Regions from separate parts of the Mus musculus genome. Here all the other regions are linked to region 2. A link is a loop called in an ENCODE intact Hi-C map of the cell type or tissue named here. Cell type or tissue: left cerebral cortex. All regions are shown on one strand. Links, peaks and the distances in the headings refer to the core of each region. The heading gives the core; the rest is flanking DNA.

Region 1 (8,314 bases), core at 1-8,000, 130 kb before region 2:
GTAATGTTGATGGTAAAGATTTTAGCCCTCTGCTCAAGAAACTGTTCTGGGAAGAGACGCGTGTCTTAGGGGTTCTTTTGCTGTGATGAAACACCATAACCAAAAGCAACTTGGGGAGGACAGGGTTGTTTTATTTGGCTTACACTTCCACATTTCTATTCATAATTGAAGGAAGCCAGGACAGGAATTCAATCAGGAGAGGACCCTAGAGGCCATGGAAGGGTGCTACTTACTGCCTTGCTTAACCTGCTTTCTTTAGATCCCAGAACTACCACCAGCTCAGGAATGGAATCACCCAAAATGGGCTGGGGCCCTCCCCATCAATAACTAAGGCAGCGTTTTACAGCTGGGACTTTGGAGGCATTTTTCTCAGATGAGTTCTCTCCTTTCAGATGGCACTTAGTTTGTGTTAAGTTGGTATAAACTGAGCCAGGACAACAGGGTTTTGCTACGTAGCCCAGGCTGGCTTAGAATTTGCTATGTGTCTAAGCTGGTCTTGACTCTTGCTCCTTACAAATTGCTTGCTCTTTCTGTCTCAGTCCATCACGTGTTGGGATTGCAGGCATGTAAGACCAGCAAGGGGAAGTTGTTTAGGGTCAGCCCCTGTCCCTTAGGAGACTGAGAACTATCCATATCACTCCATTTGACTTACAGATTTAGGCTATTGTTTTTGGAATGCAATTTACAAAAGTGTAGCATGCATGCATATATATATATACACACACACACACACACACACATATACGTACATACATACATACATACAGATTACAAAGAACTAGGTGATGGTGCACACCTTTACTCCTATCATGTGGAAGGCAGAAACAGATGGATCTCTAAGTCTGAGGTCAGCTTGGTCTACAGAGTTAGTTTTAGGACAGCCAAAGATGCACAAGAGAAAACCCTGTCTTAACATTCCCACTCCCAACCCCCCAAATTAAAAACAAAGGACAGTATCAGAAGTATAGGGTAAAGTACAAAGTTTCCTTTCCCTTCTGGTGTTGTGTTCTTACAAGAGCTAACGAATAATGTATCTATCCTTCTAGTCCTTATCCTGAGCATTCCATGCGTGTGCATGTAGTTAAGAATGTCTCAGCTATCGACCATGTCCTTTTTAGTGATGTAGTAGTTGTCCATCAGCTCTATTGAGGGTCTGTTTCCACCGCTGTTAGCGCCACAGCAGTGGTCTACTGTAAGATAATGTGTGTTGAAAGTTTTGACATTAACTGTGCTGCCAAAAAGACTGTCAGCTACATATTTTTATGTGCATAGGAAGTATTTTCTTCCAGTTTGGAACTGGAGAAGTAGCTCAGTGGTAGTGTGGTTGCCTAGTGGGCTCAAGGCTTTGGCTTTTAGCCATACTGCTATAGAAAAATATTTTCCTTTGATCTTACCTTAGGTTCGGTTTTGTTTCTTTTCTTTCTTGGTGATTTTGCTATGTTCCTGGCTGACGTGAGCTTTCTGTAGACAGAGCACCTTAGCTTCCTGAGTTCCAGGACATTCACTGAGCCCAGTGTGCTCTCTTACCTCTTTTTTTTTTTTTTCATTTTTGTTCATTTTTAATGTTTTTGTGCTTTAAATTTGTTTTTATAAGAGAGAAAGAATATGAAGTTGGGTGGGTAGAATTTGGAGAAGAGAGAACATATTGTATGAAAAAGTAAAATAATAAAAAAGAAAAACTAAGAAAGTTGTCTTGATACCTAGATAACATGAGAGCAACATCTCAGGAGAAGTGTCTGTTCTTGTGGTTGGGAGAAGAGGACTCTGAAGAGTTTGTAGGAAAATCAGCATCAGAAACTAGACAGTTTATTATAAAGTCATTGGATGCCAAATCTCACCTGTACCTGGAAGGTAGACAGTATTAGCAGTACACATGGGTAGCTCCAGAGACATCACTCTACATGGTGTCAGAAAGAACAACATATCCCAAGTAGTCCATCTATTTTTAGGGTCCAGCTCCTGTGGGGCTAGGGTACTGCTCTTGTCATTGAATTGAGATAGTAAAACAAGGCTATCCTTCCTAGCTGGAGGCAATGAAACATAGATACATGCATACACATAGGCAGCTCTCTTACCTCTTAAGCCTGTATTTAGTATTCTCTTATTACTTTATCAGTATTTTCTTTAATGCTTTAAATGTTTTGTACGTGTGCCTTGCTTAAGCAAAGATGAAAATATATTAACTTTTATTACTAACCAAACATCAGAAACTAGACCCCTAATGGTATAGTGTTCTTTCTTTCCTCTAACACCCTGGGCTGTTGGACCTCTGCACTCCCATGTGTACACGTTCTCTCCCAGTCTCCTTTTCTTCTTGGACCTTTTTAACTTTGGGGTTAGATTTTTTTTTCTACTTGGCCAAGTTTGTTATTAGTGTCCCCTAACTAACCTTCCTTATCTCTGGAGAAATATGACTTGTTTTTATCAGATTGTCCTGCTGCCTGCCCAGGTAAGCCTGCATTCCACTGGGGTGCTGTCCATTTTCCCTTTAACACTAGCGGTCTTCTGTCCTTCCTCACCATATAGTTCCTGAGTTCCCAGCACTATATCATGTGTTATAGACACCTAGACAGATAGGATTCATCAATCCAAGTGGCTCAGGATCTAGGACTGCCAGGTAAACACACACTTTGTGGTTCAGGTATAGAGTTGTTTGTTTCCGTGATAAATACAAAATGAAAAGTTATGTAAGGAAGAAGTGGGTCATTTCAGTTGACTTATTTCTCATAAATTGAGCTAATACTTAATATAGGAACTATAACTAGTGAAGAGTTTCCATGGCCAATTCTGCCAAATGCTTATGGAAGAAAGAATGTCACAATAGTGTAAATTTTTTGTAGGAGTAGTAGAATCACTTAATCTGACTGTGAGGTCAGCACCATCCTCACACCAGAACCAGATGCAGACATTGCAGTAAAGAAAAGCTGTAGGCCAGCATTCTTCATGGATCTAGACAGAAAAGTTCTACAGATCCAGGAGTATATAAAGAATTATACCCAGAGGATCCAGCATCCCCATAGTGGCTCATAACCATTTATAACTAAAGTTCCAGTAGATTCAGTGCCCTCGTGTCTTTCACTGGCATTAGGCACATGTGTTGTGCACATACACACATTCAGGTAAAATACAAACATAAAAATGTAAAAAAAAATAATTTTTGAGAATTATATTCTGTCAGATTTTATTTATTTTTTTTTTTAAAGATTTATTTATTTATTACATGTAAGTACACTGTAGCTGTCTTCAGACACACCAGAAGAGGGCGTCAGATCTCGTTACAGATGGTTGTGAGCCACCATGTGGTTGCTGGGATTTGAACTCTGGACCTTCGGAAGAGCAGTCGGGTGCTCTTACCCACTGAGCCATCTCACCAGCCCTCTGTCAGATTTTATATTGCTGTGTCAAAATCCTGTCATAAACAACTTAGGGAGATGAATTCAGGACATGGTCATAGAGGTTTTAGCCCAGACTTTTGCTTTGTCGATTGTGGGCCAGTGATGAGGCAGAGAATAATAGTGGTAGGAGCATGTCTCAGGCTGCTCAGCTCATGAGAGGGAGCATCCAGTGGCGCAACGACCAGACTGAGGGATCAAGCTAGCCTTCAGGATCATACTCCCCCTGGCTGCTTTCTCCAGCTAGGCCTCACCTCTCCTGAAAGTGTCTGTCTTCTTTCAGATTAGTCTTGGCAGCAGTCAGTGTATGAGCCAGTGGGGGACATTTCCTATTGAAACTATACTCTTGCACCCTTTGTCTCCAAAGGCTTTTACTTACACAGAAAATGGAGTTGCCCGCATTGTTTAAAAGTCCCAGGCTATTAGCTGAGTGTGTGGTGCATGCCTGGAGTCCTAGCACTGCAGAAGCCAAGGCAGGAAGACTGAATTGAGACAGACAGACAGACAGACAGACAGACAGACACACACACACACACACACACACACACACACACACACACACACACGAGCCTCGCATGACAGACAGTTGCTGTTCTTTAGATAGTAGAACAAATGATATATAACTTGTTATAAGCCGATTTATTAGAGTTGCTTGGGTTCTGTCTTCAGGAACATTGGGACCCTTGGGGAAATGAGGGTTGGAGGTGTCTGTAGTGCTCTTGCTTCTTCTCTGTAAACACTAGCTGTTTTGTTATATCTCCTTCTTCCCCACAAAGCTAATTGTTTTCTTTGTAGGGGAAACTGCCTACCAGAATCACAGTTCCTCTTTCTGTGATTAGCCAGCCAATGAAGGGCAAGAGCGTGGTCACAGCCCCCATCATCAAAGGCAACCTTGGAGCCAAGTGAGTGCTGTTTGTAGAATTGCAAATACAGTTGGTCCAGAATGGGAAGGTGGCTGGCAGCTGACATGTTCATCAGTAATACACATTGCATCAGTAATACACATCCCCAGTACTGTTTTGGATAGAGTAGGGAGAGGAATCCGACGGGCGGGGGGGGGGGGGGGGGGGAGGTAGTAAAGCAGTATATATTGCGTGTAGAAAGCGAGGAAGTGCAGGGTGCTGGCCTGGGATGCTGTAAGGGACCCGCCCTGTATTTGAGGCCAAGCTTAAGATAGTTTGGCAAATGTTGGTTTTCTCTGGCCCTGACTTAAACAGGAATAAAAGACTCATGCAGTCATTCTGGCATTCCTAATCACTATAAAGCTGTTTTGGGATGTGGGGTGGCCCTTTCTTTCCTAAGAGACAGGCATCTTCCTGGGTTGCTGAGGCTGACTCACTCCTGTACTCTCTGGGATACTCTGAGTTCTTGTCCAACTTCGAGAGTTCCTTGCTAGGGATACATGCTTCCTGGTAGTGCCTGACTCTTCCTGGGCCGTGTGTAGAGTTTAGGCCATTTTATCCACTACTCTGGCGGTTCTTGCCACGGAAGGCTAGAAGAAATGTCCTAGTATGAGATTGCATTTGAATCCAGAAGATTCTTCCTGGGCCTCTTCGTTGTCCTTCATGCAATACGTAGCCTCATTCTGAGCCTGAGCAATGTCGTCATACTTACCTCCGTTTCCCTTTCACAGTCTCAGTGGGCTGGGTCGCAACATCATCCTCACGACCATGCCAGCAGGTACCAAACTCATTGCTGGCAATAAGCCAGTGAGTTTCCTCACTGCTCAGCAGTTGCAGCAGCTTCAGCAACAAGGTCAGGCTACACAGGTAAGGTCTGATGCAGACTGTTGACCAGCTCAGGTTTGTCTGTTTTCTTTTCTTCACTGATGAACAGTGCAGTCCACTGATCAGACCTCCTCTCTTTGTAAGCAGGTGCGCATCCAGACCGTCCCGGCATCCCATCTGCAACAGGGCACGGCTTCTGGCTCCTCCAAAGCAGTGTCCACTGTTGTTGTGACCACAGCTCCATCTCCTAAACAAGCACCTGAGCAGCAGTGACCGAGGAGAGGCGGCTTCTCTAAGAGACCAGGCCCGGTGGATCTCGGCCGACAGAAAGGGAGCAGCAGGAGGCTGCATCGTTCTTCTGAGCTGTCCTGCTTGAGGCAGGGTGGTGGAGAGTGATGGCAACTGCGGCCTAGGTTCTGCTGCCACGCTCCAGAGTGAAGCTCTGAAAGGGGTCCCTCTTTAGGGCTCCAGGGATAATCTGTCTAGTCCAGGAAGAGAGAACATCAGAGTCTTGGGAGGTCACAGTCACACAAGCCAGGGTTACCTCCCGAGTGTTGGATGTCCAGGGAGCAGGCCTGCCAGTTGCTGAGTGGGCCGGCAGGGAATAAGCCTCATTCTATGTGAGGTTTTACTTTTTAGTTTCTGATCCTCTTGGTGACTTGTTGAGATGTGAGTTTTGTGTCCAGAAAATTTTTGTGTAACTTATTTTTTTAAAGAACCTACTATATGTCTTTTATCAAATAGAAACCTGGGCTTTAGTGCCCCTAAACTGATCACTTACCCCTTCAACCAGAATGAGAACATAGCAAGGCTCTTAGTAGGTTGGTGGCTTACTTGATAGTGGAGAGGTTATATAGTAAGAAATGTAGGCCATGAGGTAGCATGGACCCCTCAAGTGGGACTAGTTCAGCACAGTGTACTGAATATGAGTGTCTGATCTTGGTTGTCCCTGCGTCTTCTCCTGTGGGGTTATCCTCAACAAGCCTGTTCACATGGAGGTTCAGAGCTGTTGGACAAGAGAGTAGGGAAAGCCGGTGGGATGCTGCTCTCAGAGCACTTGCTTACAGCCCAGACATTGCACATTCTCCTTGCTGTACAACAGCCATTGCAAACCAGACCCTTGGAGCTGGCCACCTGACTGGAACATAGAAGAAATGGTTAGGTAGGGGCAGGGGTAGGCACTGCCTGGCAGTGCCAGCTAGAGGAGAAGTGAGTAAGTTTGGTGTTTTTATTCCTGGCCATTTCACATTTCTTAGCCACCATCAGCCACAGACAGAGCTCAGAGGGTACTTTACAAAGTCCAAGTACTTTATGGACTGCTTGTAGCTTGCTGTGGTGCAGGGGTGGGTGGGAAAACCTTTCTGCAGGGATAGGGCTTCCTTGTCTCTTTGTGAAAGTATCCAAATTATTAAAAATGTATCTTTAATTTCTGGGCCTTTAATCATTGTGTTTTACGGGGAAACAACTAGGGGACATGTAGAATGGAAATGCTGGTTTAAGTGGGAGGTGTGTTGAAACCGGTTCATTTGGCAAGCTGCTGAGAAACAGAAAAGGGTTAAAGTAGTTTAGCTACAGAATGGCTTTACAGTTGCTTTTGAATCTTACAGCAATTATGTCAGATATAACTGGCATCCCTTTTTAATGATGGGAAGATATAAATCTGAGGGGGAATTAGAGAAAAACAATATGAGCGCCTGGTCTTGGAATTCTAAGTCAGACCTGGTGCTGAAGGTGAAACTCAGTGGTGAGAGAACCTGTCAGCTAGCTACCACAGGCATGGGTTGGATTCCTAGCACCAATAAAAAGGACATGGTAGAGTCACATGGGCCTATAATGGAATCCCTGCCACTCCAGAAGTAGAAGCTGGAAGATTAAGACTTCAGACTCAGGCTCGCTCTGCTCACCTCAGCTGGCTAGAGGCCCACCTGGGTGTTATGTTAGACCCTGTCTCAGCACTGGAAAAAGAAAGTTAGATCCTTCCTAAGTCACGTTCCCTTTGTGCTGAACTCTTTCCCAACATAATATTTTTATTGATTCTTTGGGAATTTCACATCATGCATCCTAATCACGCTCATTTCCCAGCCTTCCACGTCTGTTATTTGGGGCGGGGGAAGGATTGGTCAAAAGGGTGGGGGTCACCCTTGTGACCAGTTCCTCCCCCACTCCAAATAAGATAAAATAGAAAACAGGTCCAGTTTGTGTTGTCCACATACTTAGAGGATTGTGGTCAAACTCCCAGTGGCTCACCCCTCAGAACTGGGTCCCTCTCCTCCCACACTCCCACCAGAAGCCATTAGCTCTGGAGAGTCACACCTCAGCATCCCCATCACACTCCTTGAGAGGTCTCTTCGATGGCTTACCGTTTAGGTTGTCACCGTTTTGTGGCAGGGAGGAGCTGTGGGGTGGGGTTGTCACAGGAGCCTTCCATATCTCTCAACTGTACATTCAGTCACTGATAGCACTGTAGAAGCAGCCTCCCAGCCCTTTCCAGTCAGCTGGAGTACAGACCATGATCATGGCCCTCCACATGTGCTGTGAAACTCGCTGGGATGTGTTCTGGTGAAACCTGAAGGCAGGCCTAGCTCGATATACACTCCTGATGGGTGCCCCAAGACTGTGCTCAGGACCATAGTGAGGAATAGAGCTGACATGGAGTTTTGTATTTTGGAATATATTTCACACAGAAAATCATTTGATAGTTTGTTGACAACAGTAAGAGAAAGTAGGTGATAATATCTCAGATATTTACTGTTGATAAACCTCTTCTGATTTTACTTAGCAAATCTCATAAAATTCTCTCACATTTAGCTTCAGATGTATCCCAAGCTTTTATGGTGCTAGATTACCTGACTGCCTGTATGTGTAAGTGTATCGGATATATATATCCTAGACAGCACAGATGTAAAATACAGGTCTGTTTTGAGGTGCTAGTGTGTGGGGTTGACTCCCCAGAAAAGTCTAGTTTGGGTACTTCTAGTCTGTTGTTGGAATAGTAAAGATTAGAGACCTCTTAGTAGAAGTGCCTACAGCAACGGCCACGAGTATATTAATACATGTGCTTTCTTCATATGTAGACCTCAAAAAGTTCCAGGCAGTCATTTGTCCTTTGAGCTTCTGGTCAATAGGTTGGTAAAATAATTCAGAAACATGTGTCCAAGACAAGATTTAGTGAAAAGCATTCTGATTGGCTTGTCC
Region 2 (8,351 bases), core at 60-8,059:
TCTTTCTTTCTTTCTTTCTTTCTTTCTTTCTCTCTCTCTTTCTCTCTCTCTCTCTTTCCTTCTTTCTCTCTCTCTTTCTTCTTCCTTCCTTCCTTCCTTCCTTTCTTTCTTTCTTTCTTTCTTCCTTCCTTCCTTCCTTCCTTCCTTCCTTCCTTCCTTCCTTCCTCTCTCTCTCTCTCTCTCTCTCTCTCTCTCTTTCTTTCTTTCTTTCTTTCTTTCTTTCAAGACAAGGTCATTTTCTGGCCTAGAACTCACCTAGTAGGTAGGGCCAGTGAGTCATAGGTATCTGCCTCTCTCTACTTCCCAGAGTCTGTATTATAAGCTTGTGTCATCATATCTGATATTTTTTAAAATTTGAATTCTGGGGCATGAACTCGGGTTCTAATGTTTTCTAGGCAAGCATTTTACTCGATGACCTATTCTACTGTCTCATAGCCTAGTCACCCTCCCTCCCTGCCTTCATTTCTGTCTTTCTTTTGTGTATATATGTAATATATATGTATGTATGTATACATGTGAGAGTGTATGTGTGTGCATGTGTAGACCAGAGGTCAACCTTAGGTGTTGGACCTCAGGGCGGAGCAGGCTAAGCTGGTTAGCAAGCTCAAGTCATCAGTCTGGATCCAGCTTCCCAGTGCTGCCTCTACAAGTGTGTGTCGGCACACCTGGCATTCTTACGCAGGAGCTGGGTCAAACTTATGTCTTCTTGCTTGCATGGCAAGCATCACTGACCCAGCCATCTTCCCAGCCCACCATTTAACTGTCTTTCTCGGGACTGGAGAGATGATTCAGCGGTTGAGTATACCACACAAAACGGTCATTGTTAAACAGGTAGAAGTAGGAAAATCTCTGGGGTTGGAGAGATGGCTCAGCAGTTGACTGCTTATTGTTCTTAGGGAGAGTGAGGGTCCAGTCACCGGCAGTTACCAGTCTATAACTCCAGTTCCAGGGGAAGGGATGCCTTCTTATGGCTCCACAAACTTGTGCAGTCATAAACCCACACAAACAAGCACACAAATGTGCAAATAAACAATTAAAAAATTCTCCTCCTCCTCCTCTTCCTCCTCTTCCTCCTCCTCCTTTTTCTGTAGGACAAGCTGGGAAGGCTTTCCTAAGTCTGTGGGGCTTAAGAGCCACGAGGTAAGAAAAGACCCATCAAAGCTGAAGAGACCTCTTCTCTTCGTCACATAAAAGATAGTTTTATGAACTGTCTATATCTTTTGTTACATCTCGACGATTTTTCAAACATCCTGTGAAAATCACGTTCTTCCACAGTTCCTCTCCCACCAGGATGGTTGCAGTCTGGGATTTTTTTGAGGTTTGCTTTTATGCTTGAATAAGGCAGATCTAAGGCAACTTAACCTCAGGAGCTAACTTAGCCATGTGGAGGCCACACACTTGGAGAACTGCACCAACACCTCACACACACACCATCACAGTGGTTCCCAACCTTCCTAATGCCGCGGCCCTTTAAAGTGCTTCCTCGTTTTGTGTGTGCCTCCAACCATAGAATTATTTCGGTTGGTACTTTACAACTGTAATTTTGCTACAGGTATGAATCATAATGTAAATATTTTTGGAGATGGAGGTTTGACAAGGGGGTCATGACCCCATGGGTTGACAATGATTATACTAGAGGGTCTGGCCAGTCTAGCTTGTGAGAATCCTGTTTCCCATGTGACCTGAAACAGCTTTGCTCATTCCTCTCCCATTCCCCCCAGCATCGTGGCTTCTTTGTGCACATCACAGTGCTTAGCTCTGGGACCTCTCTGGGGTCCCAGGAGACGTCCCTCCTTGGATATTTGGCTTCCTTCCCATGCTTTGCAGCAGGAGCTCTGACCTTTGTCTCTTTAACCAGGAAGTATGTTTGGCTGGAAGTTCTCCAGGCAGTGAGGTGGCACAGGGGTTGCCCAGGCCACCTGTTTTCTTCCTCTCAGTGACCACTGCTCTGCACTGCCACGTCACACACTTTGCTCTACTTTTAGTTTTGAAAGTGGGAGAGGTAACTCCAGACTCTGATGTTCTATCCTGCCTGCAAGTGGCATTCTGTCTGGCTGACCGTTTGCATCTCTCAGCAGTTGTCTCTCTTCTTACCTTGTTGTTTTTGCTGGAAGACTATTACACACGAAGAAGATTGCAATCACAAAGCTAGATGAGTTTTCTTAATTTGTGGGTGTAACAATTTACATTTATATTCCAGAATTCCCATTCTGGAACGACCCTTACGTTTCTGGAAGGGATGCCTCTGCATCAGGACTAATTTTACATGATTAAAAAATACTGGTGGAGTCTCATGGGACATGCCTGTAATCCAGGCTCTTTGGAGAAAAAGGAAGGAAGATTGCAAGTTCAAGGCCAGCCAAGGGATACATAGCAAAACCTAGAAGCAGCCTGTCTGGATTGAGAGCATCTAAGGAACTCACAAAGATTTACAAGTTGGTGCTATGTAGAGGATTTTGGCTTTTGCCCCCTCCAATAAATCCATTAAATATTTTCATGGTCTCTCTGACAGTTTAGAGGTCTCTTTCACTTTTTTTTTTTAACGTTTGGAAGCGTTTTCAGTTCTCCACATGTTACATTGTTCACTGTGTGCTAATACTCTGTTTGTTCCCAGCATTTCCCGTGCTTCAGTCTGCGTGCCTCGAGTTCTTCTGTTTCCAAGCTCATCATTTCGTTCCTGTCCATCTCATTTGTTGTATTTTCATGATTATCATGTAGTTTTTCTTTTTGACACTGTGGATTTAGTCTCAGAAGTGCAATTTAGTCAATCAACGGATTCATTCATTCAAAGACGGAATCTTGTTATCGTGTATGGCATAGACTGGCTATAAATTCCTGATATTCCTGTTTTGGCCTCCTGGGTAGCCAGGACTACAGGAGTGGATCATCAGTGGATCATACAGGATCGTTTGCCCCTCCCCTCTCTTTCTTCCTTCCTCCTCCTTCCTCTTCCTCCTTTGCCCTCCTCCCCCCCTCCTCCTCCCCTCTCTTCCTTTTTCCTCCTTTGGCCCTTCTCCCTCCCCTTTCTTCCCTCCCCTCTTTCCCCCACTTCTCTTTTTCTGTTTCTCGTGCTTGAAACCCACTCGCAGCCTTCTGCACAAAGCTGACCTACATCCTAAGCCCTTGATTTATTTTTGAAAACTGTCTTCCACCTATTCAGCTGTAGTCTCTTCTCTGACTTCTTGAATATAGAGCACATGGCTGCTGTGATGATTTTGTCTCCTAATTCTAACCTGCTAATTGTAAAGTCTGTGTCATTCCTCGGTCAGTTTTCATAATTGCTTTTCTCTCCAAACCGTGTTTTTCCTGCACCTTTGCATATCTCTTAACCTTTTTTTTTTTTTTTTTTTTTTTAAATTGGGTTCGTGACATCACGGATTTACCTGGCTGGCCTCTACAGCAACCGCTATGCCTGCAGAGCTGTCACAGAGCGCCCTCTTGTGGCTGCAGCGTGGAATGCAAGCAAGCTAGCTCTTTGCTTCAGTCTGGCTCAGAACCGTAGGGTTGGGTGGGCGTGACCTGGACAGCCCGCCTCTGGTACAGCAGAGCTTATAGAGTTGGGTGTAAGGTTCAGAGTTAGTAAGGTAAGACATAAAAAGGATGGAGAGCAGCCTTCTCACAGGAAGGACTGGATTTAGTAACTCTACGGATATTTTAAAAACCATTAATACTGTTTATAACAGATAATCTAATTATAACCCACAATCAACCATAGAGACACACGGACCCTATCACCACCGACCGCCCACACAGTCAGGTGGGACCTGAGTAGGACCAGGAGCATATAGCAAGGGCTCCCTTTTGTCTGAATCTCCACTAGTATTTGCTATTTGTTTCTTAATGATTCCCACCCTGACTGGGGTAAGGCAGTACCCCACCAAGGGTGCATTTTTCTGGTGGCTAGCGAACTTGGACGTTTTCCTCTATGTGGTTCTTTTCTTTTCTTTTCTTTTTTTTTTTTTTTTTTTTTTGCCATTTGTATCTTACCTTCAGAGAACTGCCTGTTCATTTAGCCCATGGATTGATTGGGTTGTTTGGTTTCTTGTTTAGGTTTTTGAGTTCTTCATATATTCCAGGAATTCATCCTTTGTCAGATGTATAGCTAGGGCAGTTTCTCTCTCTCCTTCTGTAAGGCATCTCTTCTCCCAAGTAGGAAGTCACACTTGCCATTTGCTGGCCGGTTTCCCGAGACCGGAAGAAGTCCTGCTGAGAAAGCCTGAGGCCTGAAAGAAGTCCTTCTGGACTTTCCTGTGCCTGCATCTCCAGATGTTTCCTTCACTCGTTCTTCCAACAGGTTTAGAGTTTCAGGCTTTACATTAAAGTCCTTGACCCACTTGGAGTTTGTTTGTTTGTTTGTTTGTTTGTTTTGTACAAGGTGAGAGCTACACTATTTGTTGAAGCAGTTGTCTTTTCTTCAGTATGTATTTATAAAAATGTATGTCAAAAAGCAGGTGGCTCTAGCTTCGAGGGTTTGTATCTGGGTTCTCTATTTTGTTTCGCTGGCGTATGTATTTGTTACTGTGCCAGCACCTGACTGTTCTTGTCGTCCTGACTCTGAAGTTTAACCTCCGATACCCTTAGCAATGTTCTCTCTGCTGAGGTTCTCTTTGGCTGTTCATGGTCTTTGTCGTTTATACACACACACACACACACACACACTGGATTGCCTTTTCTAGTTACTTCTGTAACAAATATTGTTGGAAGGTTTAGGGGGATAAAACTGAACCGGTAGATAACCTTGTTAATGTAGCCATTTTCACAATATTGCTCTTCCAATCTAGGAACACGAAGGCCTTTCCATTGTCTGGTGTGTGATCTCCCATCTCAGTATCTTCACAGTTTCCCCGTAGAAGTGAACTTAGTGTTTTATTGAGAATGTTTGCCCTGGGTTCTCCGTCTTTGTTCTATCTTTCTCCACTTTGGCATCAGAGCAGCACTGGCTTCATAACAAAATGGTTTGGTAACATTCCTTCTTCTTCTGTTTTGTGGACTAATGTAAGCATAGTTCCTCAAAGATACAGTAGAATTTACAGTTAATTCATTTGGACCTGGGATATTTTACTTGGGGCTTTCTTTCTTTTCTCTCTTTCTTTTCTCTCTTTCTTTTCTTTTCTCTTTCTTTCTTTTCCTCTTCCTGCTCCTCCTCCTCCTGCTCCTCCTCCTCCTGCTCCTCCTCCTCCTGCTCCTCCTCCTCCTGCTCCTCCTCCTTCTCCTCCTCCTCCTCCTCCTCCTCCTCCTCCTCCTCCTCCTCCTCCTCCTCCTCCTCCTCCTCCTCCTCTTCTTCTTCTTCTTCTTCTTCTTCTTCTTCTTCTTCTTCTTCTTCTTCTTCTTCTTTTTCTCCTCCTCCTTCTCCTCTTCCTTTTTCCTCCTCCTCCTCTGCCTCCTCTTCCTTCCTCCCTCTCCCTCCTCTTCCTCTTCCTCCTTTTTTTTTTTTTTGAGGCAGGGTTTTTCTGTGTAGCCCCAGCTGTCCTGGAACTCACACTATAGGCCAGGCTGTCTTAGAACTCACAGAGATTCACCTGCCTCTGCCTCCAGAGTGCTGGGATTAAAGGGGTGTACCATGACTACCTGACTGAGTTCCTCCCTCACTCTCCCTCCCCACCCCTCTCTCAATTGAACATGTCCCTCTCTTCTATCAGTTTCAAAGACTCCTCTGTTCTCAGAGCTTGTTGTCAGGAATTTTATCAGCCTGTTTACATCATGGGAGTGTTTTCTTTCTGCTCAAATTATGACAGAGTTTTGTTGAGTAGAGCAGTCTGGGCTGACAGCTGTTATCTTTCAGAACTTGAAATGTAGCACTTTCTGCTCCCCTGGCTTTTAAAGTGTATGCTGAGAAACCTGATGTGTCTATATATATTCTTTTTTATTATTAGCTATTTTCTTCATTTACATTTCAAATGCTATCCCCAAAGCCACCTATACCCTCCCCTGCCCTGCTCCCCAACTCACCCACTCCTGCTTCCTGGCCCTGGCATTCCCCTGTACTGGGGCATATGATCTTCACAAGACTAAGGGCCTCTCCTAGCATTGATGGCTGACTAGTCCAACCACTGCTACATATGCAACTAGAGACACAGCTCGGGCGGGGGGGGGTGGTACTGATTGTTGTTCATATTGTTGTTCTTCCTATATAGGGTTGCATACCCCTTTAGCTCCTTGGGTACTTTATCTCCTTCATTAGGGGCTCTGTGTTCTATCCAATAGATGACTGTGAGCATCCACTTCTGTATTTGCCAGGCACTGGCATAGCCTCACAAGAGAGAGCTATGTCAGGGTCCTGTCAGCAAAATCTTTTTGGCATATGCAATAGTGTCTGGGTTTGGTGGTTGTATATGGGATGGATCCCTGGGTAGGGTTAGCTCTGGATGGTCCTTCCTTCCATCTCAGCTCAGAACTTTGTCTCTGTAACTCCTTCCATGGGTATTTTGTTCCCCATTGTAAGAAGGAGCAAAGTATCCATACTTTGGTCTTTCTTCTTCTTGAGATTCATGTGTTTTACATATTGAATCTTGGATATTCTAAGTTTCTGGGCTAATATCTGCTTATCAGTGAGTGCATATCATGAGTGTTCTTTTGTGATTGGGTTATCTCACTTAGGATGATATCCTCCAGATGCATCCATATGTGTAAGAATTTCATGAATTCATTGTTTTTAATAGCTGAGTAGTACTCCATTGTGTAAATGTATCACATTTTCTGTATCCATTCCTCTGTTCAGGGACATCTGGGTTCTTTCCAGCTTCTGGTTATCATAAATAAGGCTGCTATGAACACTGTGGAGCATGTGTCCTTATTACCAGTTGGAACATCTTCTGGGTATATTCCCAGGGGAGGAATTGCTAGATTCTCCGGTAGTACTATGTCCAGTTTTCTGAGGAACCGCCAGATTGATTTCCAGAGTGGTTGTACCAGCTTGCAATCCCACCAACAATGGAGTAGTGTCCCTCCCTCTCCACCTCCTCACCAGCATCTGCTGTCACCTGAATTTTTGATCTTAGCCATTCTGACTGGTGTGAGATGGAATCTCAGGGATGTTTTGATTTGCATTTCTCTGATGATTAAGGATGTTGAGCATTTTTTTCAGGTGCTTCTCAGCCATTCGGTATTCCTCACTTGAGAATTCTTTGTTTAGCTCTGTACCCCATTATTTAATAGGGTTATTTGATTTTCTGGAGTCCATCTTCTTGAGTTCTTTATATATATTGGATATTAGTTCCCTATCTGATTTAGGATTGGTAAAGATCCTTTCCCAATCTGTTGGTGGCCTTTTTGTCTTATTGACAGTGTCTTTTGCCTTACAGAAGCTTTGCAATTTTATGAGGTCCCATTTGTTGATTCTCAATCTTAAGGCATAAGCCATTGGTGTTCTGTTCAGGAATTGTTCCCCTGTGTCCATATCTTCAAAGCTTTCCCCCACTTTCTCCTCTATAAGTTTCAGTGTCTCTGGTTTTATGTGGAGTTTCTTGATCCACTTAGACTTGAGCTTTGTACAAGGAGATAAGAATGGCTCAATTCGCATTCTTCTACATGATAACCGCCAGTTGTGCCAGCACTATTTGCTGAAAATGCTGCCTTTTTTTCACTGGATGGTTTGAGCTCCCTTGTCAAAGATCAAGTGACCATAGGTGTGTGGGTTCATTTCTGGGTCTTCAGTTCTATTCCATTGATCTACCTGTTTGTCGCTGTACCAGTACCATGCAGTTTTTTTGTTTGTTTGTTTGTTTTTTTGCTTTTTGTTTTTTTGTTTTTTGTTTTTTTATCACAATTGCTCTGTAGTACAGCTTGAAGTCAGGCAAGGTGATTCCACCAGAGGTTCTTTTATCATTGAGAATAGCTTTTGCTATCCTAGGTATTTCTGTTATTCCAGATGAATTTGCAAATTGCCCTTTATAATTTGGTGAAGAATTGAGTTGGAATTTTGATGGTGATTGCATTGAATCTGTAGATTGCTTTTGGCAAGATAGCCATTTTTACTATATTGATCCTGCCAATCCATGAGCATGGGAGATCTTTCCATCTTCTGAGATCTTTGATTTCTTTCTTCAGAGACTTGAAGTTCTTATCATACAGATCTTTTACTTTCTTAGTTAGAGTCATACCAAGGTATTTTGTATTATTTGTGACTATTGTGAAGGGTGTTGTTTCCCTAATTTCTTCCTCAGTCTGTTTATCTTTTGTGGAGAGAAAGTTCGCTGATTTGTTTGAGTTAATTTTATATCCAGCTACTTCACTGAAGCTGTTTTTTAGGAGTTCTCTGGTAGAATTTTTAGGATCACTTATATATACTATCATATCATCTGCAAATAGTGATATTTTGACTTCTTCCTTTCCAATTTGTATCCCCTTGACCT
Region 3 (8,351 bases), core at 328-8,327, 400 kb before region 2:
CAATTTCTAGCTCTCAGGATTCACATTTGGGTAAGAGCATTGATTTCTTTTATCCTCCAGGGGTGTACATAGTACCTATGAAAACTGGCCAATAGGATTGAAGCCTCTAGGTGGGTACAGTTTAATTTCTCAATGTCTATGATGCAGTTATTTGGTATCTGCAAAATAGGGTCTCCCCATCAAGTTCTGGAAGGTAAACAAGAGGCCGGGAATAGCCTGTCTGCGGTCTACAGAACCCCATGGGCCAATAACTGGAAAATATTCAACCTATACCTGGCACCTGACCTTTATTTTTGAGACAAGGTCTTAGGTAGCCTTGGTTGGCCTGAAGCTCACTATGTAGACCCGGGCTGGCGTCCAACTAACAGGCCTCTGCCTCCCAAGTACTGCTGTGATTTAAGGTGTGTGTCACCACCACAAGCATGCTGTGTCTTTCATTTGGCCCCCTATGGTATCTAGGAGAGGCTTTGTTTTCTTGTTATAGGGTAAGTCCTTTAAGATCCACATGCATATGTATGTGTTTTAGAAAGTTTCTACAATATTCAGTTTGCATATGGCGTTTTCAGGAGTCTTTAGCTTTGTTATCCTTCCCTAGACTTTCTCCTTTACCCTGCTTTCCCATCTCACACTTCATTTAATTCTTGTTCCACTCTTCAGGGGAGGGGATTATTAAATGACCCTAAAAGTCACACTCTGTCTTCTTGTTGTTGTTGTTGCTGTTTTTTAATACAGCCCTGGTTTCTCTGTGTAGCCCTGGCTGTCCTGAAACTCACTCTGTAGACCAGGCTGGCCTCAAACCCAGAAATCTGCCCGCCTCTGCCTCCCAAGTGCTGGGATTAAAGGTGTGTGCCACCACTGCCCGGCACACTCTGTCTTAAGAGAGTCAGAGAGGCAAGAAGGGCAGGAACAGCCAAGAACAAGACCCACCACATTGAAAACCACATCGAAAGTCCCTTCTGCTCCTACCACTACAGTTCATCATGCAGAGTCCAGAATCTCCACCCCAGCCAGGATGCCATTGTTGCCCTCACCACCAGGAGTGTCTTCCTTTAACTCTCAAAAAGCAGATTATCTGAGCACCTGAACCCTTTCTTTGCTTTCTCTTGAAAGTCTCTCCTGGCATGTCTCACAGTGCTTGTGTATGTATAGATAAACCATGAATTCAGAGGGCAACTCAAAGCCAGGGTGAGTTCAAGGCTGTATAAATGCCAATGCACCTAATGCCCCTGGGCTGAGGTGTGTCTTTAGCCTGTGGTGCTATTAGGAGGGCTGGGACCTTTTGGAGGCATGTCCTTGAAGAGAATACTGGGACTCAGGCCTTGTTCTTTCTCTTTCAAGTTCAGGTAAGTGAAGATGTACACTCCTACCTTGATGTATTATGCTGCCCACAGGCCACAAGCACAACAGCCAAACCACCATGGGCCAGAACAGTGGTTCTCTATCTGTAGGTCTTGACCCCTTTGGGGGGTCACTTATGTAGTCACAAAGAAATAATGTTATGGCTGGCCTTCACCACCACATGAGGAACTGTACTGAAGAACATTAAGAAGGTTGAGAACCACTGGGCTCTGAAAGCATGGACCAAAATAAGCCCTTCCTCTCTGCCACAGCAAAGAAACTGTGACCACACCTGAAAAGCCTGCTTGAGAATCTATCTATTCAGAGCCTATCTAGAATCATCGCACTCCAGGCAACTCGATGCTATCCCCCCTGACTTTTCCTGCCCTGTCTACCTCATCGGCACACCTGAGTGCATCCTTCCTTCAAGGCAGTGTGTGTGGCTCCGGCCAACCTACTGCCTGGTCCACAGTGCCTCATGGGATTTCATTAAAGTCAAAGTCTACTGAGTCATTTGCTCACATGCTTCCATCAGTGCTTAGGTTAAAATGCTTATCATTTCATAAAAACCCAAACAGTTTTTTAAATTCCTATTTAAGCCGGGCAGTGGTGGCGCACGCCTTTAATCCCAGCACTTGGGAGGCAGAGGCAGGCAGATTTCTGAGTTCGAGGCCAGCCTGGTCTACAGAGTGAGTTTTAGGACAGCCAGGGCTATACACACACACACACACACACCACACACACTCCACATATGTATCTATGGATGTTTTGTCTGTGTATGTCTGCATCAAACACACATGTCTGGAGCCCTGCAGAGGCCAGAAGGGCATGTTGGATACCCTGGGACTGAAGCCACAGTTCTAAGTTACCATGATGGTGCTAAGAACTGAACCCAGGTTCTCTGGAAGATCAACTAGTGCTCTTAGTCACTGAGCCATCTCTGCAGCCCCAAATATTTTTAAAGTTTTATTTATTTATTTATTTATTTATTTATTTATTTATTATTTATATGAGTACACTGTAGCTGTCTTCAGACACACCAGAATAGGGCATCGGATCCTATGGTTGTGAGCCACCATATGGTTGCTGGGAATTCAACTCAGGACCTCTGGAAGGGCAGTCAGTGCTCCTAACCACTGAGCCATCTCTGCAGCCCACCCCGGAGCCATCTTGACAGTAGCCCCACCTCGTCCTCACCTTCAGATGTTTCAGATATCCTTGGTCAACTTTGGTCTGAAAATACAAAATGAAAAAGTGTACAAACAAAAAAAATCATTTTAAATTGTGCATCATTTTGAGTAGCCTAATGAAATTTCAAATTATTCTACTCCATCCCACCTAGGGTATGAATCCCTTTACTTGTGTTTTCTTTGTTTGTTTGTTTGTTTGTTTGTCTGTTTGTTTTTGTTTTCTTTGTGTAGCCCTGGCTGTCCTGGAACTCACTCTGTAGACCAGGCTGGCCTCGAACCCAGAAATCTGCCTGCCTCTGCCTCCCAAGTGCTGGGATTAAAGGTGTGCGCCACCACTGCCCGGCCCTTTACTTGTTTTAAAATTTTATTTATTTATATAGGGTTTCAGATAGCCCAGACTAGCCTCAAATCTGCTATATAGCTGAAAGTGACCAGCTTCTCCTCTCGATACCATTCAGGGGCTGTAGTTACAGGTGCACATCACCACAGCTGGTTCATGTGGTACTGGGAAATGAATCCAGGGCTTCCTACACACCAGGCAGGCCCTCTACCAACCTAGCTACATTCCCAGCCCGTGACTCACAGTATCAATGCTGTATGTACCACTTTCCCATTAAGTTACTTAGTAGCTATTGTAATTATCAGAGCACTTGTCACTGTCTCTCAGGGCTTGTGTTAAAGCAACCCTTAGCCACTGTGTCTCAGACTGACCTCACTCCATCTCACCACAAAGGCACTGTACTGTGTCACATTGTCTCAAGAGAAATGGGGCACACAGAAATGAGAGATCATTAGCATTACTACAGCAGCTGCAACAGTTCCATTCTTGTTGATCTCCTACTGTGTGCAATTAATACATTGTGCTTAATTAATTATAAGTATGTTGGGCAGCTTTCTAGCACTGTAATAAGTACCTGAATTGCAACTTACAAGGAAAAAAGGTAGTGTAAGATGGGGCAAAAATGCTTACCCCTGACAAGCCAGGGAGAGAAACATGAGTAAGCCAAAGCCCATGATCTCCTACAGGGGCACCCCTAGGGACCTAAGGTCTTCCCACTAGACTGATCCCTCTTAAAGATTCCATTACCTCCAAGTACTGCCAAGCTGGGGACACATGGCCTTGGCGAGATATAAGAATGCAGACAACAGCAACAGGTATGTGTGTAGAGAAGCATTTTCAAAAGGAGTTAGTACTGTCTGTCTGTGATTTCAGGCAGTCACCAGAGGTCTACCTAAAAGTGCATATAACTAATGATGCTAATGTCACTAATAAGGCTTAACAATTAAATGCCCCAGGGTGTGGTGGCCACACCTTTGATCCCAGCACTCAGGAGCAGAGGCACACAGTTCTTGGTGGAACCCAAGACCAGGCTAGCCTGGTCTATACAGGTAAGTTCGAAAACACAGAAACAAGTGTAGAAGCTCTACTGTTATGATTAGATCTCACTAAGTTGCCCAGGGTAGCCCCCTGCCCAGTGTCCCAAGTAGTTGGGACTAATAAATCAGCATTGCAGAGCTCAGCTCTTCTGTATTTTTAAATACACACACACAAGGAGGGGCAGAGGAAGAGGGAGAGGGAAAGAGGTTCTTACTAGTAGCCATGGCTGGCCTGGACCTCACTATGTAGACCAGGCTAGCCTTCAACTCACAGAGACCTGATTCCTGAAAGCTTCACTATATATATATATATATATATATATATATATATATATATTTAAGTAGATTGGACTTGACCAAGAAAACACTTTATAGAGTCACTTCCTGATACAGTGTTTAAGGCTGTGGAGTTTCCAGGAGCTCAGCTTACTTCTTGCTGTGACAAACCACCATGACCTCGGCAACTTAGAAAAGGAAGGCTTGTGCTTTCAGAGGCCCGAGTCCATGACATTAGATCTCTAAAAGCACGGCAGCAGCTGAGAGCTCACTCCTCATCCACAAACAGGAGGCAGAGAGGACACTGGGGATGGCATGAAGTCTTCTGAAATCTCAAGCCTTGGGCACCTACAGGGGCTAGAAATGCTGAGTTCCCCCGGACTGGAATTAGAAGCAGTTGTCAGCTGCTCAAAAAAGGTATTGGGAATTGAACACGGATACTTTGCATGAGCAGTTTGTGATCTTAATCACTAAGCCATTTTTCTAGTTTATCTGTTATTGATTGATTGATTGATTGATTTGCTGAAAGGGTCTCGTATCTTTGTTTGTTTGTTTGTTTATAGAAAGGGCCTCTAGCCCAGGCTGCCCTCAAGCCCCCTACATAGCTAAAGATAACCTTAAACTTCTGATCTTCCTGCCTTCTCAGAGCTGGGAGCACAGGCTAGGGCCTTACTTATGTGGTGCTGTCAGGGATGGGCCCCAGGGTATCATGCATGCTAATCAGGCACTCCTCCAAGCCTGTTCTGCCTTCAAAATTAGAAGACAGCTTTATAGGGTGCTGCAGTTTAAATATGAAGTGCTCCCATGAGCTCACGTGCTGGAAGACTTGGCTCCCGGCTCTTGGTGCTGGGTAGAAACGTTATAGGAACTTCAGGAGAGAGAGCAATGCTGGAGGAAGTACGTCATTGGGATTAACCCTCGGGGATTTAGTTTTGATAGAGTGTCACTATGTAGCTCTGGCTGGCCTTGAATTACCAGAGATACATCTGCCTCTGCTTCCCAAGTGCCAGAATTAAAGGCATGGACCCACGAGTGGCTGAACTTCCAAGTTTTCATAACCTGACTATCTCTGTCCACTCTCGACTTCCTGACTGGCTTTCATCACCTCAGGAACCTCGAGCCAGAACAAAGCCTTTCTCCTCGCAGTGTTTTTGTGTCTGGGTACTTTTTAACAGCAGCAGAGAAGTGACAAGTGCACTGCAGAATCCCAGACACAGTAAGATGTCTATGTGTCTGATCTAAGTTTTGACACATGCTACCCGTGGGGCTACTACCATTATCTAGAATGTTCTTTTAGCTTTGATGATCATTAAGTACAGTGTTGCAACACACTGACCTTAGGACCAGGCTTTCCAACTGCTCCACTTCAAGGTATCAAAATACAAGTTAAAAAATAGTAAGAGAGTGCATTAGTCAGCCTGGTACCATTGTGACAAAACACCAAGTGAACAGCTTATAAGCAGGAAGAACTATTTCTGTTGGTACTTTCAGTCCAGTCACTTGGCCTGGTGGCGAGACAGCTCATCACACTTGGAGAGCACGCAGCAGAGATCTGCTCACCTCCTAGAGACCACTAAGCAGCGTGAGAAGGCCCAAGGGTATCTCCCAAGGCACTTCCCCTAGGGCCTAACTTCCTCATACTAGGTCTCACAACAGTAGCACATGCTGGAGGTCAACCCTGACAAACAGGCCTTAAGGGAAACGTTTGGGATCCAAACTGGACAGAGTCCACCAGTCAAGCATGAAGCTTCAAGGTCGACTTTGAAGGTATATGAACCGGGAGTGGTGGCACTTGGCTGTATAACAAATCTGAGGTCCACATTATGTGGACAATGAGGTTTTCTTTTTTTTGGGGGGGGGGTCTATGATAAAACTCTAGTTCAGAGAGCAGCACTTGCTTAGTGTGTGTAATGGTTTGTATATGCTTGGCCCAAGGAGTGGCAGTATTAGAAAGTGTAGCTTTGTTGGAGTAGGTGTGTCACTGTGGGCATGGGCTTTAATACCCTTGTCCTAGCTCTGCCTGGAAGTCAGTATTCCGGCAGAAGCCTTCAGATGAAGCTGTTGAACTCTCAGCTCCTCCTGCACCGTGCCTGCCTGGACGCTGCCATGCTCCCACCTTGATGAGAGTGGACTGAACCTCTGAACCTGTAAGCCAGCTCCAATTAAATGTTGTCCTTATAAGAGTTGCCTTGGTCATGGTGTCTGTTCACAGCAGTAAAATCCTAACTAAGACAGTGTGTCTGGGGTTTGATCCCAAATAAAGAAATTAAAGTAAAAAAAAATTATATAATCCCCAGGGAGGCTTTTATAAGACAAACAACACACACACACTGTGATGTTTTAACAGTGGAATATCTTACAAGACAGCTAACCAGTACTCACCTGTCAGGACCACCGAAACAAGGTCACATCCTAGGAGAAAAAGTAGGCTGTAGATATAAAGCAAGGAGACCCGAATCAAGAATGCGCAGAGAGACAGGGAGAGCATGCGCTTCAGGAACGCACTACGTCACACAAGGAGGAGGAGCATAAGCAATCTGTGGTGCCAGGACTATGCCTGTAATCTCAGCACTGGGGAGGCGGATGGCTGTGGGCTTGAGGCTAGCCTCATCTATGTAGTTCTACACACACACACACACACACACACACACAGTAGCAACATCTGGATCCTAAAGGCTTTATCTCCCCCTTATATAATAAATTATTTGGGAAATTTTTTTCCATCTTTTTCTTGTCTCCCAGGTTTCCATCTTGGACTTGGTACATACATAATTTAAACATAACTGTAAATACGCACGTGGTGCTGCCTCCTAAAAAATGCCATTGAGGTTAGGCACAGCTCTGCTCAGTTGGAGGCTGGGAAAATGGTTGTCAGCGTGCTTGTTGTATGAGCACGGGCATCTGACGTCAGTTCCCAGGACTCACACAAGGGCCGAAGGCTGGGCAAAGCGCATCCCCTTGTAATTCCAGCCCTGGGAGGTAAAGGGTTCCTGAGCTGATCTGCCTAGCCAAAGGGGGGAGCCAGGTTTAGTGAGGGACTAAGTGGACTGGGCTGGAGCAGTTATTTAGAGTACTTGCTTCCAAGAGATTGGGATTCAGTTCCTAACTGAATGATGGACAGCACACAAACTCTGTAACTCCAGCCCCTGGGTGTCTGATGTCCTCTGCAGACATATACAAATACAGCATACACACACACACACAAATTGTTTTTAAGGTGGAGAAAAAACTGAGGAAGACATTTAACATCAATTACGAGTTTCCATGTGTATGTGCACACACCCATCCATCCACATCCATAAACATACACACAAATACACACACATCCTGATACAGGGTCTCCTACGTAGTCCAAGTTGGTTCTGAACTATAAAAACCAGGCTGGCCTTCAGTAGTTGTCGTGCCCCAGCCTCCCCAGGACTGGCACTCCTGTAGGAGTGCACCGCTGTCACCCAATATTTGACTTTCAAATTGTTACCCAGATCTGGATATTCTTGGCCAGAAATCTAGAGACTTCCCAAGTCCTCTCTAATCTATTTCAAAGATTTTGGGGAAATGTAATTTACGCCTAATCTCTGGGCTGCTCGACAGAAGAACTGACTAATGACGTCTGTGACCAAGACCACAAAGGACAGAAAGACATGCCTATTTCATAGGCAAAGTGGCAAGAGACATCGGCCTCTTCATTTTATAAATAAAGGGAAATATTCCTTTTTGTCAGAACCAGACTCCGGCTGTGTCATGAGGTGGTGCAGGTGATGCGGGGGTCATGTTTCAGCTACAATCAAGATGCCCCTTTACTTCATTTTGCTCTGCCCTTGTCCTTGTCCTCTCCTAAGAATCTGACAGTATGTTTCTATGGATATGCCCCCTGGATCCTCTGGAATCTCAGAGACTTACTGCACTCTAACCCATGTCTTCAAAAATAAGAGTATCGATTGTCAAAGCAACGGAAACCACAGCAGGTCATCTACATAGCTGGGTCAGGCACAGATCTCAGCCACTGGGCTCGGATTTGCAACTGAGAGCGAACAGGCAGATAGGCCCTTCACTCTCAATAGCAGCCAGCACCTGAGGTTTACTGCAAGGTGGGCAGGGCCACATTCCCCAGAGGTCACAGCTTAGTCATCCAAGCAGAAACCAGGAGATGAGTAAGTTTCTTTCTGTGCC

What was found. Peaks named below come from ENCODE experiments on the same cell type or tissue, not always from the same donor. Only the 100,000 strongest peaks of a DNase experiment are listed, where the experiment ranks them.
Region 1: a loop joins it to region 2, with 5 times the contacts of the local background. A loop is called at or near these places in 8 of 42 quality-filtered maps.
Region 3: a loop joins it to region 2, with 4 times the contacts of the local background. A loop is called at or near these places in 3 of 42 quality-filtered maps.

Annotation. Positions count from the first base shown.
Region 1 is chr9:31,414,789-31,423,102 of GRCm38, forward strand. Nfrkb (nuclear factor related to kappa B binding protein) reads left to right here. Exons shown (of 26, transcript NM_172766.3): 24 at 4,188-4,294; 25 at 5,026-5,161; 26 at 5,267-6,545. The coding sequence ends at 5,392. Among named protein-coding and RNA genes, the nearest start is that of Nfrkb, 33 kb to the left of the region's middle. In left cerebral cortex, for the core only: no CTCF peak of the experiment used is centred there; a DNase peak (open chromatin) is centred at 4,261.
Region 2 is chr9:31,540,099-31,548,449 of GRCm38, forward strand. No RefSeq gene overlaps it. Among named protein-coding and RNA genes, the nearest start is that of Gm31408, 15 kb to the right of the region's middle. In left cerebral cortex, for the core only: a CTCF peak has its summit at 3,446 (motif pointing left); a DNase peak (open chromatin) is centred at 3,445.
Region 3 is chr9:31,139,945-31,148,295 of GRCm38, forward strand. No RefSeq gene overlaps it. Among named protein-coding and RNA genes, the nearest start is that of St14, 12 kb to the left of the region's middle. In left cerebral cortex, for the core only: no CTCF peak of the experiment used is centred there; DNase peaks (open chromatin) are centred at 5,047 and 5,735.